3 separate regions of the Homo sapiens genome follow, and regions 1 and 2 are each linked to region 3. Evidence: read pairs that join two places in POLR2A ChIA-PET (ENCODE). Cell type or tissue: CD4-positive, alpha-beta T cell. All regions are shown on one strand. Links, peaks and the distances in the headings refer to the core of each region. The heading gives the core; the rest is flanking DNA. Region 1 overlaps PPL (periplakin). Region 2 holds the start of SEPTIN12 (septin 12). Region 3 overlaps MGRN1 (mahogunin ring finger 1).

Region 1 (6,753 bases), core at 1,365-3,864, 230 kb before region 3:
AGGAACACGGGAAGCCAATGGCTGAGATGCAAATCCCGGGTCCACCCCATCAGCCACATCCCCACCTCAGAAGCTTTCCTCACTCATAAGCTGGAGGTCACGATGCTTACCTCCTGGCATCGTTTGAAGATTAAATGAGATAATCTAAGTCAGACAGCAGAACAGTGTCTGGTGGTCCAAATCATCAGTAAACATTTGTTTCCTAGCAGAGATAATGATCTTGGCCCTTCTTCACAGAGCCTTAGAACTGCCTTTTGTGGCTGGGCGCGGTGGCTCACACCTGTAATCCCGGCATTTTGGGAGGCTGAGGCAGGAGGATCACAAGTTCAGGAGTTCAAGACCAGCCTGGCCAACATAATGAAACCAAATCTCTACTAAAAATACAAAAAAAAATTAGCTGGGTATGGTGGCAGGAGCCTGTAGTCCCAGCTACTTGGGAGGCTGAGGCAGGAGAATTGCTTGAACCCAGGAGGCTAAGGCTGCAGTGAGCTGAGATCGCGCCACTGTACTCCAGCCTGGGCGATGCAGTGAGACTGTCTCAAAAAAAAAAAAAAAAAAAAAAAAAAAAAAAAACAACAACAACAAAAAAACTGCCTTTTGCAATGAATAAAAATGTATACAAGGGAGCCATTCATCATACTTTGTGCTAGAGAAGAATAAATTCAGATTCTGAGATTTCCAGCTACTGCATCCATGGTTGCTTTTTTAAATTTTTTTTCTGGTTAGTTTTGATTTTTAAACTCTGTCTTACAGAACCTGCTAGATGAGATAGCAAGTAGGGAGCAGGAAGTACAGAAGATCTGTGCCAATTCCCAGCAGTACCAGCAAGCTGTAAAGGTGAGCCGGGAAACTTCCGCCCAAAGCACAAACAGCAGGGGTCTTATTCCACCGTGCCCTGGTCAGAGAAGCAGCAAGCACCGGCCCTGGCACATGGGGGTGGAGCTGGCCATCCGAGGCACTGCCGGCTGCTGTGCAAACTGGCACAGGCTTTTGGGAAAACAGCATGGTACTAGACATGGAATGCTGTAAAAGGGTTTTATACTCTGAAGCAGTAAACACTTTGGGGGAATTTATCCTTAAGGAAAAAGTACAAAAAAAAAAATGCAGGATAAACAACATTGTTGCAACAGCACTATTTACAATAGCAAAACTAGTACGCTGGAAAGGACTGGTGTCCAGTGGAAGGGGAAAGCTGCGTGAATCAGCACACATCCACCTGATGGATTATAAAGTCAGCAAGCTGGTAAACATGAGAAGAGGTGGTGGCAAGGTGAGACAGGGTTATGGTACGATGTTAAAAGCAGCAGCAGAATGTGAAAATCTCTAGGCATGTAGAAAGGCTGGGAGGGGAATTCAGGGGGCACTTCTTGTCTCATATGTTACTGAGTGATGGAGCTATGTACTGCTGAGATATCAGTAATTCTCAAAACCTCCTGGAAATCACTGCAGGGTGCAGCTGTGAGGAAGACCCACGCAGATTATAAAACCAGCACATGGCACAGGGCAGGTCTGGGTCAGCCTGAAGGGGTACAGGAACATGTCTGTCTCTTCTCAGCTGTTTTAATCTCCCCTCTGCCATGTCTCTCCCTCATGCAGGACTATGAGTTAGAAGCAGAAAAACTAAGGTCTCTTCTCGACTTGGAGAATGGAAGGAGAAGCCACGTGAGCAAGAGAGCCAGGCTCCAATCTCCTGCCACCAAAGTGAAGGAAGAGGTGAGTTCCATGGGCCAGGCGGCCTCGGGACTGAGGTGGAGGCCAAGCTGCCCTGCTCCCCAGGGAGCATGGTGTCACACGCTGGCCTCAGAGATGCACACACAACAGGGAAGCCACTGAGAGCCCTCCTGCATGCAAACAGGTTTGGTAAGAGATGAGGAACTTGTTCTAGGGCAGTGACATCAATATGCCTAGAAAGACAGCAAGGCCGGGCGCAGTGGCTCACACCTGTAATCCTAGCACTTTGGGAGGCCGAGGTGGGAGAACTGCTTGAGCCCAGGGGTTGGAGACCAGCCTGGGCAACAAAGCAGGACCCCATATCTACAAAAATATTAGCCAGGCGTGGTGGTGCAAACCTGTAGTCCCAGCTACTTGGGAGGTTGAGGAGGGAGGATCACTTGGGCCCAGGAGTTCAAGGCTGCAGTGAGCTACAATCACACCATGGCACTTCAGTCTGAGTGAAAGAGATTCTGTCTTTAAGAAATAAAAATTTTTGAAAATGCAGCTGAACAGAAGTGTCAGGGTCAGAACCATGGATCTGGGAAGTTCCTGTTTTGCTCACCTCAGTAAGTACAGTGGAGGGCTGATATTAGTCTCCTGTACACACAAGAGAGAACACTGGTGCTCTAAGAGGCAGAAAGACTTGCTCAAAGTCAGTGTGGCCAAGACCCTGGCCTGGATCTTCTGCCTCGAGATCCATTTTTCTCTCCACCGGTGAGGCTACAGTCTAACTCCAGGCAGGAGTGGGCAAGAGCTATGCCTCTACCCCCAAATTCCACACTTCTCAAGAACCACGTCCACGCTGTCTAGCTCTCTGTTGCTTACCCTGTTGACACCTGTTTGTTGACCGCTCTCCTAATCCTCTTCTCTGCAGGAAGCAGCACTTGCCGCCAAGTTCACTGAAGTTTATGCCATCAACAGACAGAGGCTGCAGAATCTGGAGTTTGCTCTGAATCTCCTCAGACAGGTAACTGATCTTAGTAAGAAATTCTACTTCAGGCTGTTCTAACAGGTGACAAATACAGACTCTGTCTTAGAGAAATGGTTTGTGAATTGATGGAAGTGTCCCCTTGCTAACGTTTCTGGGCAGGGCCAATGCAAAGACTGGCCCGAGCCAATGCTTCTACTGACATGAGAACTTATTCAACTCAGTAAACATCTGCTGAAAGTGAATGCTATTTTCAGCTGGGCATGGTGGCTCACGCTTGTAATCCCAGCACTTTGGGAGGCCGAGGCAGGCGGATCACCTGAGGTCAGGAGTTCGAGACCAGCCTGGCCAACATGGTAAAACTCCGTCTCTACTAAAAATACAAAAATTAGCTGGGCGTCGTGGCGCATGCTTGTAATCCCAGCTACTCAGGAGACTGAGGCAGGAGAATTGCTTGAACCCAGGAGGTGGAGGTTGCAGGGAGCTGAGACTGTGCCACTGCACTCCAGCCTGGGCAACAGAGCGAGACTCTGTCTCAGAAAAAAAGAAAGAAACAAAAGAAAGTGAATGTTATTTTCTGAAGTCCATGATGTTGATGACAGCATTGTTTTTTAATAGCAAGACACTGGAAGCAGTTCACTCTTCATCAGCAATGGGCTAAACTGCGGTCTGTCCAGAGAGCGGAAACAATGCTGCTGGTAAATCCTGAAGCAGCACTCTCTGTGCTGAGCTGGAATGAGCTCTGTAAGTGCAGTGAGCAGCAGGAATACCATTTGTGCAGGAGAGATAAACACATGGTACATACTACAGACAGATATTCTTGTGTGAGCACAGATAGCATCTGCAAGGCTGACAGACACGCCCTAGGACGGGGACCAGAGGTGGGAGACCGTGGTTTCATTTTAAACTCTTCCACAGCTCAAAAATGTTTTACCTGATTAAAAAAAACCCCAAACTAGTTGTTTGATCCTTTTTGAAAGTAACCCTAGAACTCTACAACTAACATGAACTGGCACTGAGGGAGTCCCTTGGGGACCACAGGACAGCCACTCTGACCAGGTGGGGACAGGCCCTACATGTGCTGCCAGAGCCTGGCTTTAACCTTGTCTTGTCTTCTCCATCACAGCAGCCGGAAGTAGAAGTGACCCATGAGACCCTGCAAAGGAATAGGCCGGACTCTGGAGTGGAGGAGGCGTGGAAGATCAGGAAGGAACTGGATGAGGAGACTGAGCGGAGGCGGCAGCTGGAGAACGAGGTCAAGAGCACCCAGGAAGAAATCTGGACCTTGAGGAATCAGGGGCCTCAGGAATCGGTGGTGAGGAAGGAGGTGCTCAAGAAGGTGCCGGATCCCGTGCTGGAGGAGAGCTTCCAGCAGCTGCAGCGGACGCTGGCAGAGGAGCAGCACAAGAACCAGCTGCTGCAGGAGGAGCTGGAGGCACTGCAGCTGCAGCTGCGTGCCCTGGAGCAGGAGACCAGAGACGGGGGGCAGGAGTACGTGGTCAAGGAGGTCCTGCGCATCGAGCCTGACAGGGCCCAGGCGGATGAGGTCTTGCAGCTGCGGGAGGAGCTGGAGGCACTGAGGCGGCAGAAGGGCGCCCGGGAGGCAGAGGTGCTCCTCCTGCAGCAGCGTGTGGCCGCCCTGGCTGAAGAGAAGAGCCGGGCGCAGGAGAAGGTCACAGAGAAAGAGGTGGTGAAACTGCAGAATGACCCCCAGCTGGAGGCAGAGTACCAGCAGCTGCAGGAGGACCACCAGCGCCAGGACCAGCTCAGGGAGAAGCAGGAGGAGGAGCTGAGCTTCCTCCAGGACAAGCTCAAGAGGCTAGAGAAGGAGCGGGCCATGGCCGAGGGCAAGATCACCGTCAAGGAGGTGCTCAAGGTGGAGAAGGACGCGGCCACCGAGAGGGAGGTCAGCGATCTCACCCGCCAATATGAGGACGAGGCTGCCAAGGCTCGCGCTAGCCAGAGGGAGAAGACGGAGCTGCTCCGAAAGATATGGGCCTTGGAGGAGGAGAACGCCAAAGTGGTGGTGCAGGAGAAGGTGCGGGAGATCGTGCGGCCAGACCCCAAGGCGGAAAGTGAAGTGGCGAACCTCCGCCTGGAGCTTGTGGAGCAGGAGCGAAAGTACCGGGGTGCCGAGGAGCAGCTCCGGAGCTACCAGAGTGAGCTGGAGGCCCTCAGGAGGCGAGGCCCCCAGGTGGAAGTCAAAGAGGTGACTAAGGAAGTCATTAAGTACAAGACTGACCCTGAGATGGAGAAGGAGCTTCAGCGGCTCAGGGAGGAGATCGTGGACAAGACCAGACTGATCGAAAGGTGTGATTTAGAGATCTACCAGCTGAAAAAGGAAATCCAGGCCCTGAAAGACACCAAACCCCAGGTCCAGACCAAAGAGGTGGTCCAGGAGATCCTCCAATTCCAAGAAGACCCTCAAACCAAGGAGGAGGTGGCGTCTCTGAGGGCAAAGCTCTCAGAGGAGCAGAAGAAACAAGTGGATCTGGAGAGGGAAAGAGCTTCCCAGGAAGAGCAGATCGCCCGGAAAGAGGAGGAGCTCTCGCGGGTGAAGGAAAGGGTGGTGCAGCAGGAGGTGGTCAGGTATGAGGAGGAGCCAGGCCTGCGGGCCGAGGCGAGCGCCTTTGCCGAGAGCATCGATGTGGAGCTGCGGCAGATTGACAAGCTGCGGGCAGAGCTGCGGCGGCTGCAGCGCCGGCGCACCGAGCTTGAGCGGCAGCTGGAGGAGCTAGAGCGCGAGCGGCAGGCCCGCAGGGAGGCCGAGCGCGAGGTACAGCGGTTGCAGCAGCGGCTGGCAGCGCTGGAGCAGGAAGAAGCTGAGGCCCGTGAGAAGGTAACCCATACGCAGAAGGTGGTGCTGCAGCAGGACCCGCAGCAGGCGCGAGAGCATGCCCTGCTCCGACTCCAGCTGGAAGAAGAGCAGCACCGGCGGCAGCTCCTGGAGGGGGAGCTCGAGACCCTCCGGAGGAAACTGGCTGCACTGGAGAAGGCGGAGGTCAAGGAGAAGGTGGTGCTCTCCGAGAGTGTCCAGGTGGAGAAGGGCGACACCGAGCAAGAGATCCAGAGGCTCAAGAGCAGCCTGGAGGAGGAGAGCCGCAGCAAGCGCGAGCTGGACGTCGAGGTGAGCCGGCTGGAAGCCAGGCTTTCGGAGCTGGAATTCCATAACTCCAAGTCATCCAAGGAACTAGACTTTCTGAGGGAAGAGAACCACAAATTACAGCTGGAGAGGCAAAACCTGCAGCTGGAGACCCGAAGGCTCCAATCGGAAATCAACATGGCAGCGACGGAAACACGAGACCTGCGGAACATGACCGTGGCGGACTCTGGGACCAACCATGACTCCAGACTGTGGTCCCTGGAGAGGGAACTGGATGACCTCAAGAGGCTCTCCAAGGACAAAGACCTCGAGATCGACGAGCTGCAGAAGCGCCTGGGCTCCGTGGCCGTCAAGCGGGAGCAGCGGGAGAACCACCTGCGGCGCTCCATCGTAGTCATCCACCCTGACACAGGCCGCGAGCTGTCCCCGGAGGAAGCCCACCGTGCCGGGCTCATTGACTGGAACATGTTCGTGAAACTCAGAAGCCAGGAGTGCGACTGGGAGGAGATCTCAGTGAAGGGTCCCAATGGGGAGTCCTCAGTGATACACGACAGGAAGTCTGGCAAGAAGTTCTCCATCGAAGAGGCCCTGCAGAGTGGCAGGCTGACCCCTGCTCAGTATGACCGCTATGTCAACAAGGATATGTCCATCCAGGAGCTGGCGGTCTTGGTATCTGGGCAGAAGTAGGCACAGCTCTTGCAACTCTTCGTAACGGCAGACGCTGGCCCTCTCCTACGACGCAGTGACCTCCTTGGTGTCGTCCTCTCCCTTGCCCTGGTGCAGGCCAAGCATTTTATACATACCCTCGCTGCCAGGCTGCTCAGAGTCCCGCCCACATATGAGACAGGCACTGGCTGAAGACAGGCAACTCTCGTCCCAACCATCATTCACCCTGAGTGACGTACTTCATCCTCCAATGACTGGACAACTGCGATGCCTTTTCCTCCCTTTTCCTGTACACTCCCAGCAACAAACTCCTCATGATAACTGCACACAATCTGAAAACCAC
Region 2 (7,196 bases), core at 132-2,631, 130 kb before region 3:
GCCCCTGCTCCAGCTCTTGGCCTGGCTGGGTGGGCAGGAGGCCCACTGTCCCCTCCTCTCCCCTCTGGCCCTCAGTCTTCCTGTCTCTCTGGGTACCTTGTTTCTAATGTTTGTTGTTACTATTATGAAAGTCGTATCTATCTCTTAAAGAAGATCTGGAAACCACCAAGTTGTTAAAAGACAAAGTCAGGCCAGGCGCGGTGGCTCACACCAGTAATCCAAGCACTTTGGGAGGCCGAGGTGGGCAGATCACCTGAGGTTAGAAATTCGAGACCATCCTGGCCAACATGGCGAAACCCGTCTCTACTAAAAATACAAAAATTAGCCGGGCGTGGTGGTTGGTGCCAGTAATCCCAGCTACTCGGGAAGCTGAGGCAGGAGAATCACTTGAACCCGGGAGGCAGAGGTTGCAGGGAGCCAAGATCTCGCCACTGCACTCCAGCCTGGGTGACAGAGTGAGACTGTGTCTCAGAAAACAAAAAAGACAAAAGTCACAGAGCCCCGCCCAGTCCCAGGCAGGACAGTAACAGGAGGAGGAGGCTGTGGCAGGGAGTGGTTCCGGTGAGTCAGACTTCTGGACCCAGGTTCGATTGCATGCCATAAGACCCACCAATGTGTGAGCTTGAGTAACGTTCCCTGAGCCCTTCTGCCTCAGTATACTCATCTGTAAAATGGGTATGTTAATAGTATCCACCTCCTCCCAGTGTCGTGAGGATGAAATGAACTGATCATCGATGTCAGAGCCGTCGAAGCATGATGGAAGGCTCACAGAAACGTGCACTGAATGCCCTGTGCTATTATCGCCGTGTTGACGTGTGATTCCATCCAGGCTTTTGTCCTCTTCCACCATAGTCACGCTGCATAGATCGTTTTTTCCCTGGCTTTTGCCAGTCAACACCACCGGGAGCACCTTCCAGATGACAGCATGCTTTCTGCAAACTACTCCTTTGACGGCACTTACATGGTGCAGTCCCTACTGGCACCCAGTGAGGCTCCTCCCCTCACCGCCACGATTTTCAGAATTAGACCATCGCTCACATGGGAGGATTTTCCTGGAGAAAGTGTTTTCTCTGCACAGAGGCGCATTTCCTTAGGGGACATCCCCAGAGGTACGTCTACTGCTCAAACGCAGTCCACACGTCACCATCACCAGAGCCATTTGTTCATCCACTAACCACATCCTCAGCTGCTTATGGGAGAGGCCCCCGTGCTGAATCCCTCAAGGGCTGTGGAATTGTGGTTTTCAAGATTTCACCTTGGACAACAAACTGTGGTCCAGGACAGGCTGTGCCCCATCGTCCCTGCCACCCTGGGCCCTGCCTGGCCCACCCTTAACCTCTAAGCCTTTATTTATTTACTTACTTATTTATTTATTTATTTATTTACTGAGCTAGGGTCTTACTCTGTCGCCCAGGCTGGAGTGCAATGGCACGATCTCGGCTCACTGCAACCTCCACCTCCTCGGTTCAAGCTATTCTCCCTGCCTCAGCCTCCCAAGTAGCTGCGACTACAGGTGCCCGCCACCAAGCCCAGCTAATTCTTGTATTTTTAGTAGAGATGGGGTTTCGCCATGTTGGCCAGGCTGGTCTCAAACCGGACCTCAAGTGATCTGCCCACCTTGGCCTCCTGAAGTGCTGGGATTACAAGCATGAGTCAACGCACCTGGCTGACCCCTAGCCTCTAAGCCTTTAAGGTTAAGCCTCCAGGAAGGAGCGGGAGTTCCCCAGAAGGAAGAACTGGCAGAAGGTAGTGGACAGCAAAGGGCAGAAGTCGGCCTGGGGCTCAGGAAAGCTGGAACCACGGCCACCTTTCTTCTGTGAATACGGTTTTACTTAGACACAGCCACGCCCATCTGTTTACCTATTGTCTGTGGCGACTTTCTCACTGCAATGAAAAGTTGCATAGTAGTTGCAACAGAGAACTTAGGACCAGCAAAGCCTAAAATAGGGACCATCTGGCCCTTTACAGAAAACACTTGCCAGCCTGAGTGTGGTGGCGCTTTGGGAGGCTGAGGCAGCTGGACCCCTTGACCCCAGGAGTTCAAGACAATCTTGGGCAACATAGGGAGACCTCATCTCTACAAAAAGTAAAAAAATTAGCCCAGCATGGTCTACGTACCTGAAGTCCCAGCTACTAGGGAGGCTGGGGCAGGAGGATCACTTGAACCCAGGAAGTCGAGGCTGCAGTGAGCTGTCATTGTGCCTCTGCACTCCAACTTGGGTGACAAAGTGAGACCCTGTCCCAAAAAAGAAAAAAAAAAAAGAAAGAAAAGAAAGGAGAAAAGAAAGAAAAAAGAAAGAGAAAACATTTGCCAATAGCAAGGACACAGGAATGCCTAAGCCTTGTGAAGTCAAGTACCAGGAAACAAGAAAGAATTAACTGTGTGAGATGGACTTGGTATAAGAAACAGCTTATCAGGCTGGGCATGGTGGTTCACGTCTGTAATCTCAGCATTTAGGGAGGCTGAGGTGAGAGGATCACTAGAACCCAGGAGTTTGAGACCAGCATGGGCAACATAGTGAGACCGTGTCTCAAAAAAATTTTAAAAAGGGCTGGGCGCAGGGGCTAACGCCTGTAATCCCAGCACTTTGGGAGGCCGAGGAGGGCAGATCACGAGATCAGGAGATCGAGACCATCCTGGCTAACACAGGGAAAACCAGTCTCTACTAAAAATAGGAAAAAATTAGCCGGGCGTGGTGGCAGGCGCCTGTAGTCCCAGCTACTCGGGAGGCTGAGGCAGGAGAGCGGCGTGAACCCGGGAGGCAGAGCTTACAGTGAGCCGAGATCATGCCACTAAACTCCAGCCTGGGTGACAGAGCGAGACTCCGTCTCAAAAAAAAAAAGAAAAAAAGGAAAAAAGAAAAAAAAAGGCCAGGCATGGTGGCTCACTAATCCCAACACTTTGGGAGACCAGGGTTGGTGGATCACTTGAGGTCAGAAGCTTGTGACTAGCCTGACCAATGTGGTGAAACCCCTTCTCTACTAAAAATACAAAATTAGCGTGGTGGTGCACACCGGTAATCCAGCTACTTGGGAGGCTGAGGCAAGAGAATTGCTTGAACCCAGGAGGCGGAGGTTGCAGTGAGCCGAGATCGCGCCACTGCATTCCAGCAAGGGCAACAGAGCGAGGCTGTCTCAAAAACAAACAACAAAAAAAGAAACAGCTTATCAGAGAGACAGTAAGGCAGGGGTGAGGACCACAGTCTGGAAAGCACATGGCCTATTTAAAGAGGGCATCTCAAGTCAGGGTGATAACCTCTAAGATACACCGGAAATCTAGATGTTTCTGTAAACCAGAAAAAGGCAGTAGAGGGTGAGCACACAGACTCAGAGCGGCAGAGACTCTGCCACCTCCTCACCTGACCCTCTCTTATCTATCAGCTTGGGGTAGTAACAGCACTTACTTCACAGGGCTTGATTATTAAACAAGTTAACATCTTTGGGCTCCTAGAACGATGCCATGTGCAGAGTCAGGACTGGGTAAATATTTGCTAAAGCAATCTCTTCATGTTTTTGACGCTGCAACTTAAAACACATGGCGCCAATCGTGGACACGGATATCCCGCTAGCCAGCTGTGGGGCCTGGGTTTGCTCACCCCAGCAGAGTGGTTGAGGGCGTCAGCTTGGAGGTGGGAGCCCAGCTGACGAGGGGGCCTTGGGCCCCTGGTTCTACTTGGGGATTATTGTATTATTAGGCTGGGGTCATTGTGGGGATTAGAAGGGTAACAGCTCCTGCTCCTGCTGCAGAGAAGCCTCCAGGTGGGGGTCACAGCAAGTGCAGATGGAGCTCAGATTCTTCGGTTAACTGTCACCCTCTCCCCTCCCCCATCACACACACCAGGCCCTGCCAGGACAAGGCAGCTCCTGGAAGCTCCACCAGGACCCACGTCCACCAGGTGTCACAGCAGGCTGCTTCTCTCTCTCTCTGCCCCCCGTGGGCTCTTCGCACCGCTCCCTCCCAGCCATCTTCCCTGCCTGACCTTGGTCTCTCTCTCTCTGTCTCCGTCACCTTCATGCCTGTGCCGTCTTTCTCGCTCTCTATCAACTCTGCTGTGTGTCCCCCTGGGGAAAGTGGGGGCACCTCCTCCTGAGCCCCCTGCCCAAGTTTCCTGCTGGGACGGGAGCCACTTCACCCCATACACACTCCCTGAAGCCCCTCCAGGACTCCAGCCTGGCTGCAAACACCCATCCTGGACTTTGCCTGGCCCTCCAGGCTCTGCTGGGGGAAGCGACCTGAGAGGCCCCTGCCTGGGCTGTAGGTGGGGACAGGGCAGACCCTTGGGCAGCGGAGCCTCTCTGGATGGGTGTTGAGGCACCCTGCAGAAACAGCTCCCCACAGGCACCCTTGCCACACCCCTGGGACTACAGGCACTTAGGGTACACCAGAGGCATGAAGTGTGGAGGGGGTTGGCCAACGGCCAAGCTCAAATAGGGGTTCAGATAGGAGAGGTCAATGTGGGCTCCTCTGAGCCCCAGTGACCCCCTTCTCCCCACCCACCTGGTGACAGGCATCTCGAACCCTTGGCCCCCATGGACCCCCTGAGGCGCTCCCCCTCTCCCTGCCTGTCCTCGCAGCCCTCCAGCCCCAGCACCCCACCCTGCGAGATGCTTGGTCCTGTGGGCATTGAGGCTGTGCTGGACCAGCTGAAGATCAAGGCTATGAAGATGGGGTTTGAGTTCAACATCATGGTGGTGGGTGAGTGAGAGGTAGGGCCCACGGCAGGACAGACCCACAGTGCTACGCGTGCCTGGGCGTGTGGCCTCACCTTTGGCAGCCTGTCGCCCCTCCCCATCTCTTAGGTGGGCCTGATAATAGCACCTCACAGGGATGTTGTCATTGAAAATTTGAGAAATGCTGAGTCATTAAAAGACAAAAATGTGCCTGGAGCGGTGGCTCACACCTATAATCCAGGGTTTTGGGAGACTGAGGTGGGTGGATCACTTGAGCTCAGGAGTTTGAGACTAGCAAAACCTAATGTCTACAAAAAGTACAAAAATGAGGCCGGGCATGGTGGCTCAAGCCTGTAATTCCAGCACTTTGAAAGGCCAAGGCAGGAGGGTCACTTGAGGTCAGGAGTTCGAAAACAGCCTGGCCAACATGGGGAAACTCCGTCTCTACTAAAAATACAAAAATTTGCCAGGCGTGGTGGTGGGCGCCTGTACTTAGGAGCTACTTAGGAGGCTAAGGCAGGAGAATTGCTTGAACCTGGGAGGCAGATGTTGTAGTGAGCCGAGATTGCGCCACTGTACTCCAGCCTGGGTGACAGAGCAAGACTGAAGCAGAAGGATCCCTGGAGGCCAGGAGTTCATGACCAGCCTAGGCAACACAGCAAGACCCCATCTCTACAAAAAAAATTTAAAAATTAGCCAGGCATGGTGACATGCACCTGAATCCCAGCTACTTGGGGGGCTGAGGTGGGAGGATCGTTTGAACCTGAGGGTGGAGGTTGCAGTGAGCTGCGATCACTTGAGTCTGGGTGACAGATTGAGACCCTGTCTTAAAAATTAAAAAACAGTGCAAGGCCGGGTGTGGTGGCTCACGCCTGTAATCCCAGCACTTTGGGAGGCTGAGGCAGGCGGATCATGAGGTCAGGAAATCAAGACCATCCTGGCTAACATGGTGAAACCCCGTCTCTACTAAAAATACAAAAAAATTAGCCAGGCGTGGTGGCGGGCGCCTGTAGTCCCAGCTACTTGGGAGGCTGAGACAGGGGAATGGCGTGAATCTGGGAGGCGGAGCTTGCAGTGAACCGAGATCCCACCATCGCGCTCCAGCCTGGGTGACAGAGCGAGACTGCGTCTCAAAAAAAAAAAAAAAAAAAGCAGTGCAAAAATCAGCTGGGTATGGTGGCGTGTGCCTACAGTCCCAGCTACTAGGGAGGCCGAGGTGCGAGAATCACTAGAGTCTGGGAAGGTCGAGGCTGCAGTGAACGGGGATTGCATCATTGCACTCCAGCCTGGGTGACAGAGTGAGAACCTGTCTCCAAAAATAAAATAGAAAAGTAAAGAGTTAGAGAAAAACTGCCTAAAACGCCCACCCTAACTGCTGTCATCCGGTTGCCACTCCCAGGGCAAAGCGGGCTGGGCAAGTCCACGATGGTGAACACGCTGTTCAAGTCCAAAGTGTGGAAGTCAAACCCACCGGGCTTGGGGGTGCCCACACCCCAGACGCTGCAGCTGCATTCACTGACCCATGGTGAGTGAGCCCCTGCCCACACCTCACCCCACCCTGCCCCACCCCATCCCACCTGGGTCCAGTCTCTCCCGACTCTGCTCTCCCTCCACAGTCATAGAGGAGAAGGGTGTGAAGCTGAAGCTGACGGTGACGGACACGCCCGGCTTCGGGGACCAGATCAACAATGACAACTGGTAGGTTCTCTCTCTTTTTTTTTTTTTTTAGGCAGAGTTTCACTCTTGTCACCCAGGCTGGAGTGCAATGGCATGATCTCGGCTCACTGCAACCTCCACCTCCCAGGTTCAAGTGATTCTCCTGCCTCAGCCTCCCGAAGTAGCTGGGATTACAGGCGCCCGCCACCACGCCCAGCTAATTTTTTTTGTATTTTTAGTTGAGATGGGGTTTCACCATGTTGGCCAGGCTGGTCTTGAACTCCTGACCTCAGATGATCCACCCGCCTCGGCCTCCCAAAGTGCTGGGATTACAGGCATGAGCCACTGTGCCCGCAACAAGTGGTGGGTTCTCAAAGGTGGGGGCCAAGCCATGGCTGTCCCCTCCTGTCCGTGCCCCTCCCCCTTCAACCTTTGGGAAACACCCCAGACCTGGAACAGCCAGGCTGTGTGATCTTTTTTTTTTTTGAGACAGAATCTAGCTCTTGTCGCCCAGGCCAGAGTGCAGTGACACAATCTCGGCTCACTGCAACCTCTGCCTCCTGGGTTCAAGCAATTTCCGGCTAATTTTTTTTTTTTTTAAGACAGACTCGCTCTTGTCACCCAGGCCAGAGTGCAGTGGCACAATCTCTGCTCACTGCAACCTCCGCCTCCCGGGGTTCAAGCAATTCTCCTGCCTCAGCCTCCCAAGTAGCTGGGATTACAGACATCCGCCAACACGCTCGGCTACTTTTTTGAATTTATTTAGTAGAGACGGGGTTTCACCACGTTGGCCAGGCTGGTCTCAAACTCCTGACCTCGGGTGGTCCGCCCACCTCAGTCTCCCAAAGTGCTGGGATTACAGGTGTGAG
Region 3 (7,520 bases), core at 2,504-5,003:
CTGAGGAGAGAGTTGCCAAGAATGGTCAGGACCCACACAGCCAAGCCTGGAAGCCTGGAGTCGGTCAACAAATGAGCTGGACAAAGCAGGCAGGAGCAGGAGGCAGCAGCAGAGCTCAGAGGACACGCCTCGAGATGGCAGGGAAGGCGGATGCCAGGCTTGGCACCTTTTTTATGTGTGTGTTAAAACAGATACAACACAAAATCTGCCATTTTAACTACGTTTCAACAGCGTTGAGTAAAGTACATCTATAATGTCATGCAACCGCCACCATCCATTTCCAGAACTTTTCATCACCCCAAACGGAAACCCCACACGTAGCCATCAGCACCCACACACTCCCCATCCCCTCCTCCAGCCCCCGGCAGCCACCATGTGCTTCCTGTCTCCAGGGATTTGCCATTTTTGGACCTGTCATTTACATGGAATTGCACAACAGGTGACCTTCTGTGTCTAGGTATGTTTCCAAAGTTCACCCACGGTGCAGCACGCATCGGTGCTGCTTTCCTTTTTCTGGCCAAATAACAGGCACTGTGTGGATATCCACACGCTGTGCACGCGTTCCTTTGCGACGGACACCGGGCTGGGCCTGTGTCCTGGCTACGGTGAGCAGCGCTGCACTGGACACCGGTGCGCAAGTGTCTGCCTGAACCGCGTTTTCAGTTCTCCCGGGTGCGTGCCTCTGAGGGGAAGTGCTGGTCACTGGGCAACTCCCTGTAACTTTCTGAAGAAGGCACCGGACTTGGCCCCAGCAAACACAAAAGGCAAGCAAGGGAGACCACGAGGCTGGCTTGAGTCCAAAGAGAAGCTTCCTCTTGCGTTCATCCCACCCCCTGCTGTGCACAGGCTGAAGGCCACCCTCTTCCCCACGGCCCCCAGGGCCCCAGCAGTCAGCCCAGCACAGTGCCATCCTCTCAGACCCCTGCTCCCCAGCACTGCTCTGTGGGTCTCGCCCTACTCTCTACAGGCCACGTCCTTCTCTGGGCCTCAGGAAGCACTTCGCCCCTGGGCTTCTATTGCTCATACCCTGGCAACCAGGAAAGCCACCGGCCACCATCAGGCTCCCTGACTCCCTCCATAGAGGGCAGGGACCCTGCCTCTCCAGTCACCATGACATCCTCGGTGTCTGGCACAGAACAGCAATGGACACATGCATCTGTTTATTCTGGGAAGAAAAAGAATCATTTATTTCTCAATGAAGATTTACTGAAAGAACAGATGCTGGCTGTGCCACTGTGAGCATTCTAAAAGCCAGCGAATCATTCGCTTAACACGAGTGAGCTGCAGGAGATGGTAATTATAACACAATAAAGGTGTAAAAAAAAAAAAAAAAAAAAAAAAAACAAGGCCAGGTGCCGTGGCTCCCGCCTGTAATCCCAGCACTTTGGGAGGCCTAGGTGGCGGATCACCTGAGGTCAGCAGTTTGAGACCAGCCTGGCCAATATGGTGAAACCCTGTCTCTACTAAAAATACAAAAATTAGCCAAGCATGGTGACGCATGCCTGTAATCCCAGCTACTCGGGAGGCTGAGGTAGGAGAATCACTTGAAATCGGGAGGCGGAGATTGCAGTGAGCCGAGATCACACCACTGCACTCCAGCCTGGGCGACACAGTGAGACTCCGTCTCAAAAACAAAAACAAAATATGGATGAAACATCAAATAGGAAAGGCCTGGCAGGCCCAGCCCAGGCAAGGGCAGTTGGGTGAGGGGAGAGCCTCCTGCCTCCCAAGACCGACCACAGGCCTCACTGACTAAGACCCATGAGGAAGGGACAAGCCCCTCCATGTCTGCAGCAACCACCCCCACGGATGTCCAGGTGGGACTACTCCTGGCCCAGCACAAGGGAACCCTGAGCCCGCAGCCAAGCACCCGCCCCTGAACAGCAATGCTCAGAACCAACAGACACATAGGATGTCTCCTCTCCCCTGCTGTCCCCCCGTGAAGTGGGCAGCGGAAGCAGGGCAGGGGCACACGTCCCCACCCCAGTGACCAGGGTGGCTTTCATCTCAGGCCCTCCTCCCTCCGAGCCTCGGCTTCTTTCCTTGTAAAATGGGGTCAATACCACGCTACCGCATGGGTTTCAAGGATAAAGCGCAAATGAAGTCCTCTCGACAGACCCAGCACAGAGACACTGCCTGTGGTGGCTGCTACAGTTGTTGTGAGTATTACTATTATGATTTTTTTTTTTTTTTGAGACAGAGTCTTGATCTGTTACCCAGGATGGAGTGCAGTGGCAGGATGTCGGCTCGCTGCAACCTCCACCCCCTGGGTTCAAGCAATTCTCCTGCCTCAGCCTCCCAAGTAACTGGGATTATAGGCGCCCGCCACCACGCCCAGCTAAATTTTTGTATTTTTAGTAGAGACGGGGTTTCACCATGTTGGCCAAGCTGGTCTCGAACTCCTGACCGCCAGTGATCCGACTAACTCAGCCTCCAAAAATGCTGGGATTACAGGTGTCAGCCACCGCGCCCGGCCAAATATTACTATTATTTAAGGAACCGAGGGAAATGTTTCTTCCTAACATTTGTCAACACAGCGAATTTCCTACCAAAAATACAGACGAGAAGAAAGGAGTTACAGCGGACCACAGACAGCAGTCAGGAGAAGGGGACGGGGACAAACATCAGTGTCAAGAAAGTACCCGACTGCGAACCAGGGAGGCTATGTGGACATGGACACACGGCAAAGGCTGGCAGCACCCTGGCGTTCCCAGGCATGTCCCCACCCAGCAGGGACTCCATACCCACAGGCACCTGGCACACGGCTACCGCAGCTTCCTGCCATCTGGAGCTAAGAGTTCCATTCAGACCAGAATGAATGGCACACGTAACCCATCCACACAAGAAGCCCTGGGCAGGCAGCCATCTGCTGAACAAACCACAAGCCTGGAGACCAAGTCCACACGGACCTAGGCCCCGCATCTCACGAGGAAGGGTCAGGGGTTCCAGCCACAAGTCCCATGGGATGGACAACAACGCACACATGGACAGAGGTGGACAGAGACACTGATGCTGGGGGCTATGCTGTGAAGGCTGAGAAGTGCCGTGGTCTCTGTTAGTGAGGAAGGGTGGAGCCAGGAGCTGGCAGGGCACTGGCCCAGGGCCAGAGTCAAGGCTGCCGGCATCAAGTCTAGCTCCTCACCCATTCACTACAATTAGAACCCCACCTGAGCCTCAGTTTCCCCATTTGGCAAAATGGAACGGAAGCCGTGCCTAACACAAAGCTCCAAGTGCTGTGGCTGGCAGAACACACAGTCAACACCAGCACCCTGAAGCCCTGTGTGTCCAGGCAACAGGAGCCGACCCAGCCTCCTCCGGGAGAGGGCTGGAGGGTGCAGGAGAAAAGGGTGCGAAAGGTGGCCAAGGCGGCCAATCCTGGGCCACGGCTTTGTGAAAACGTCCACACACATCAGAAAGCTGCAGACTGGTGGGCCTGACGTGGTGGCTCACGCCTATAATCCCAACACTCTGGGAGGCCGAGGTACGAGGATTGCTGGAGCCCGGGAGTTTGAGACCAGCCTACGCAACATAGAGAAACTCTGTCTCTACCAAAAAAAAAAAAAAATCAGCCAGTAGTTGTGGCACCTGTAGTCCCAGCTACTGTGAAAGTTGAGGTGAGAGGATCGCTTAACCCAGGAGTTCGAGGCTGCGGCAAGCTGTGATTGTGCCACTGCACTCCAGCCTGGGAGACAGAGTGAGCCCCTGTCTCAAAAAAAGGGGGAAAAATAAAAGGCTGCAGGGACGTGGGGCACATGTTCACACCCACTGGGACCCAGCTAGGCCTCCAGCTCCCAGCCGTCTGAGGGATACCACAGACACCTGGGCTTGCCAGAGTGAGGGACACTCCCTTCCCCGGTCTGGGGGGCCTGTCAGGGCTGATCATGCTGGGACTGTAGGCCCCTTGTGAGCCTGTTTCCTGCCCACTCCACTGAGTCCACACAGGAGTCATCGTCCCAGGGTTGCCTGGCAACGCTCCCACACTGCTGCCACAAGGGCTGTCATGAAGCCCGGAAATGGGGAGTTCGCGCACCGGCAGCCACTCCTTTAGGTGATGGAGCCAAACGGGGGAGGCAGAGCTTTCTGGAGCGCATCCACCCCCGCGCCCCTGCCCACCCCTTCGCTTCTGCCCAGGCCTGGAATGCATCCGCGCAGCCAGCACCTCAGCACTGGCGTGGGCCGCTCTGTGCTCTGAGGAGCCTCTGAGTGAGCTGTGATTTTTTTTCTCATCACACTGCAGAAACTAGGTGCTGACAGTGCTTTACTGGTGTGGAATAAAAACCAACGGTCTGGGGAGGCGTGCAAGATGGTGGCTATAGCCTTCTCTCCCACTCCCCGGCTGGCAGACGGGTTTACAGTGGGCGGCTCCAGGTAAAGCCCTTTGCATGCTGATCACGGACCCCTCGTGGCCACCCTGCGAGGGACTGCTTCCAGCCCCAGTCTACAGAGGGGCAAACCCAGGCTCACAGAGCTGCAGAACTGGCCTAACACTCTAGAGAGAAAAAGCGGCAGAACGAAAGTGGGCCCCCAGCCCCTCCACACATGTCCTCTCTGCTCCTGGGCAAGGCCAGTGCAGCCATGCTGGGCACCCCTGTGGCCTGTCCTTGCAGCTGCGCTCTTGATGCTAAGCCATGCCTGGCCCAGCATCTGAGCCCCTCAGGTTCTCTTCGGGGAAGCGTCTCCCTCCTACTCCAGGTCTCTGCGGCCTGGCTGCAGGACGGGAGGCCCCCGCCCCAAATGGGGCCACAAAGAGAAGACACACGGCCTCCAAGCATCTCCGGACCCAGCCGGATGGCCACGCGCTGGAGCAGGGCCAGCTGAGGGAGATGGGAGGCTAAGCCACAGAGATCCCCACCCTGATGACACAGGCCCTGGAAGAAATCTCAGGCCACCCAGCCTTCTCTGAATCTACACCAGTAAGTCTCTGGTTTTCTTTTCTTAAACCAGACCAAATGTTTTTCTGTCACTTGCATCCACAAAAGTCCTGACAAGGATAGCACCTTGAAGGCCCCGCAGCAGCAGCTGCCCCTTATGTGCGCCAACTCAGCGTGGCCATCCACAGACGAGCCAGCACTATGCTGCACGCGGGCCCTCCTTCAGCTTCCTCAGCAAACCCTCACCAAAGGCCCCCTGGCGGGTCCAGTGCCAAGTCCGGGACAGAGGTAAGGACAACTGGGGGCATCGTGATTCCAACCCTCTCTGGGCCCTAAACACCGTACCCCTCAGGAAGCTGGCCACAATGACCACTCCCCTACCCCGGCCACCTCACCTGCAAACCCATGGCTCACAGGGCTCGGAGACTGGGGCTCCCCAGAGGGGCTGGGGAGGGACCCCAGGAAACATGAAACAAACAGGAAACACAGACACCTCCCAAACTCCCACTCCCCAGAGCTCAGCACACACGCCACACAGCACCCACAGTCACACGTGAGAGCAGGGTGCAGGGTCCACGCCAGTGATGCCGGGAGAGGACAGAGACTCCACCCACCCGAGGGAGTCTGGGGAGACGTTTATTTTACTTTTATTTTATTTTTATTTTTATTTTTTTTTTACCTTCCTAAGAAATGGAGTCTCGCTATGTGGCTCAGACTGGACTGCAGTGGCTATTCCAAGGTACAATCCCACTACTGATCAGCATGGGAGTTTTGATCTGTTCGGTTTTCACCCCTCCTTAGACAACCTGGTGGTCCCCCACTCCCAGGTAGTCTTACTTTTGAGACAGGGTCTCGCTCTGTCACCCAGGCTGAAGTGCGCTGGCACGATCATGGCTCACTGCAGCCTCCATCTCCCAGGCTCAGGCGATCTTCCCACCTCAGCCTCCTCAGTAGCTGGGACTACAGGCAAATACCACCACATCCAGCTAATTTTTGTATTTTTCATAGAGACAAGGTTTTACTCAGGCTTGTCTCAGACTCCTGGCCTCAAATGATCCTTCCACCTCAGCCTCCCGAAGTGCTGGGATTACAGGCGAGAGCCACCACACCTGGCTTGTTTTATTTTTAATGCAAGGACAAGGGAGGCTTTTTACAGAGAGTGGCTAAACGTCAGGAACACAGCCACAGGACTGGCCCCAGCGTAAGTCAGCTCATGAGGCCTGCTAGCAGGGCATGTGGTCAGTGTCTCCTCCTGGCCTCAGACCTGGGACCCACAAGGTCTACATTGTTTTTTTTTTTTCTGAGACGGAATCTCACTCTGTCGCCCAGGCTGGAGTGCAGTGGCGTGATCTCGGCTCACTGCAAGCTCCACCTCCTGGATTCATGATATTCTCCTGCCTCAGCCTCCCCAGTAGGTGGGACTACAGGCGCCCGCCACCACACCCGGGTAATTTTTTTGTATTTTTAGTAGAGACGGGGTTTCACCGTGTTAGCCAGGATGGTCTTGATCTCCTGACCTCGTGATCCGCCTGCCTCGGCCTCCCAAAGTGCTGGGATTACAGGCATGAGCCACCGCGCCCGGCCACACAAGGTCTGTACTGTTACACAGGAACCCCCTGGACCAGGGTCTTTGCAAGCTGCAGACCAGATGGACGCTGGAAAACAAGGCAAAGGGGGAAGGAGGGAGGACACAGCTTTGACTAAAAGCTGGAGAGGGGCCTAGGAGGAGCAACTAGCAAAGCAGCCACTCAAGCCGCAACCTACAAAAGACCTGGTTAAAAGAGGTCTGCAGCAATGGCCGGGCACGGTGGCTCACACCTGTAATCCCAGCACTTTGGGAGGCCGAGGCCGGCGGATCACAAGGTCAGGAGATCAAGACCATCCTGGCTAACACGGTGAAACCCCGTCTCTACTAAAAATACAAAAAATTAGCCGGGCGTGGTGGCAGGCGCCTGTAGTCCCAGCCACTCGGGAGGCTGAGGCAGAATGCTGTGAACCCAGGAGGCAGAGGTTGTAGTGATCCGAGATCGCGCCACTGCACTGCAGCCTGGGCGACAGAGCGAGACTGTCTCAAAAAAAAAAAAAAAAAAAAAAAAAAAGGATGTCTGCACCAAGATTTTAAACAAAAGTAAGGTTAAAAAGCTTGAAGGAATGCCACCTGGTGTGAACAGACCCTGCATTGCTGCAGCCTGGCAGGGGGTGCCCCATTCTTCACATCTCCCCAAACCCCAGTGTCTGAGCCTCCGAGTGCGGCTGCCTGGTCGGCCTCTGGTCCCCTGGCCCCATCAGCACATGGCCCAGGCCTTGCTCCCGCCCATCCACACGTCCACCTGAGCACAGACTGGGGCGGCCGTTCCCAGGTCTTATGAACCCTGGAGGAAGCCAAACACACAGACCCCACTGTGCTGGCCCCACCCCCAAGGGGAGAGAATTCAGGAGGAGCGAAGGGCAAGGAGCCGCCCAGCCAGCATTACCTCGTCATCCTTCCATTCCGAGAAGTCAATCTTGAAGGAGGGCAGGGAGAACTGCTGGCTCACCCCTCTCTTGTAGTGGACGGTCTCGGACTGTAGCGAGGGGCTCTTGGGGCTGTATCTGCAGGGAGCCAGGAGCAAGCAGTGAGGCTGCGGCAGGAAGAGGGCCCTCCGTGCC

Evidence for each region. Peaks named below come from ENCODE experiments on the same cell type or tissue, not always from the same donor. Only the 100,000 strongest peaks of a DNase experiment are listed, where the experiment ranks them.
Region 1: POLR2A ChIA-PET joins it to region 3 with 5 read pairs; 2 of 35 experiments call an interaction of 5 or more read pairs at or near these places.
Region 2: POLR2A ChIA-PET joins it to region 3 with 5 read pairs; 5 of 35 experiments call an interaction of 5 or more read pairs at or near these places.

What each region holds. Positions count from the first base shown.
Region 1 is chr16:4,883,062-4,889,814 of GRCh38, reverse strand. PPL (periplakin) reads left to right here. Exons shown (of 22, transcript NM_002705.5): 19 at 754-837; 20 at 1,597-1,713; 21 at 2,588-2,680; 22 at 3,768-6,753. The coding sequence ends at 6,431. Among named protein-coding and RNA genes, the nearest start is that of UBN1, 39 kb to the right of the region's middle. RefSeq lists an enhancer at 4,181-4,681 and a silencer at 5,440-5,640. In CD4-positive, alpha-beta T cell, for the core only: no CTCF peak of the experiment used is centred there; no DNase peak of the experiment used is centred there.
Region 2 is chr16:4,784,980-4,792,175 of GRCh38, reverse strand. It overlaps SEPTIN12 (septin 12), which reads left to right and starts at 3,831. Exons shown (of 10, transcript NM_144605.5): 1 at 3,831-3,896; 2 at 4,509-4,696; 3 at 6,071-6,196; 4 at 6,288-6,369. The coding sequence starts at 4,531. It also overlaps a transcript of SMIM22 not described here. In CD4-positive, alpha-beta T cell, for the core only: no CTCF peak of the experiment used is centred there; no DNase peak of the experiment used is centred there.
Region 3 is chr16:4,657,189-4,664,708 of GRCh38, reverse strand. It overlaps MGRN1 (mahogunin ring finger 1), which reads right to left. Exons shown (of 17, transcript NM_015246.4): 5 at 7,346-7,463. Among named protein-coding and RNA genes, the nearest start is that of MIR6769A, 10 kb to the left of the region's middle. RefSeq lists a silencer at 3,807-4,101. In CD4-positive, alpha-beta T cell, for the core only: no CTCF peak of the experiment used is centred there; a DNase peak (open chromatin) is centred at 3,968; H3K4me3 peaks cover 292 bases; H3K27ac peaks cover 2,459 bases.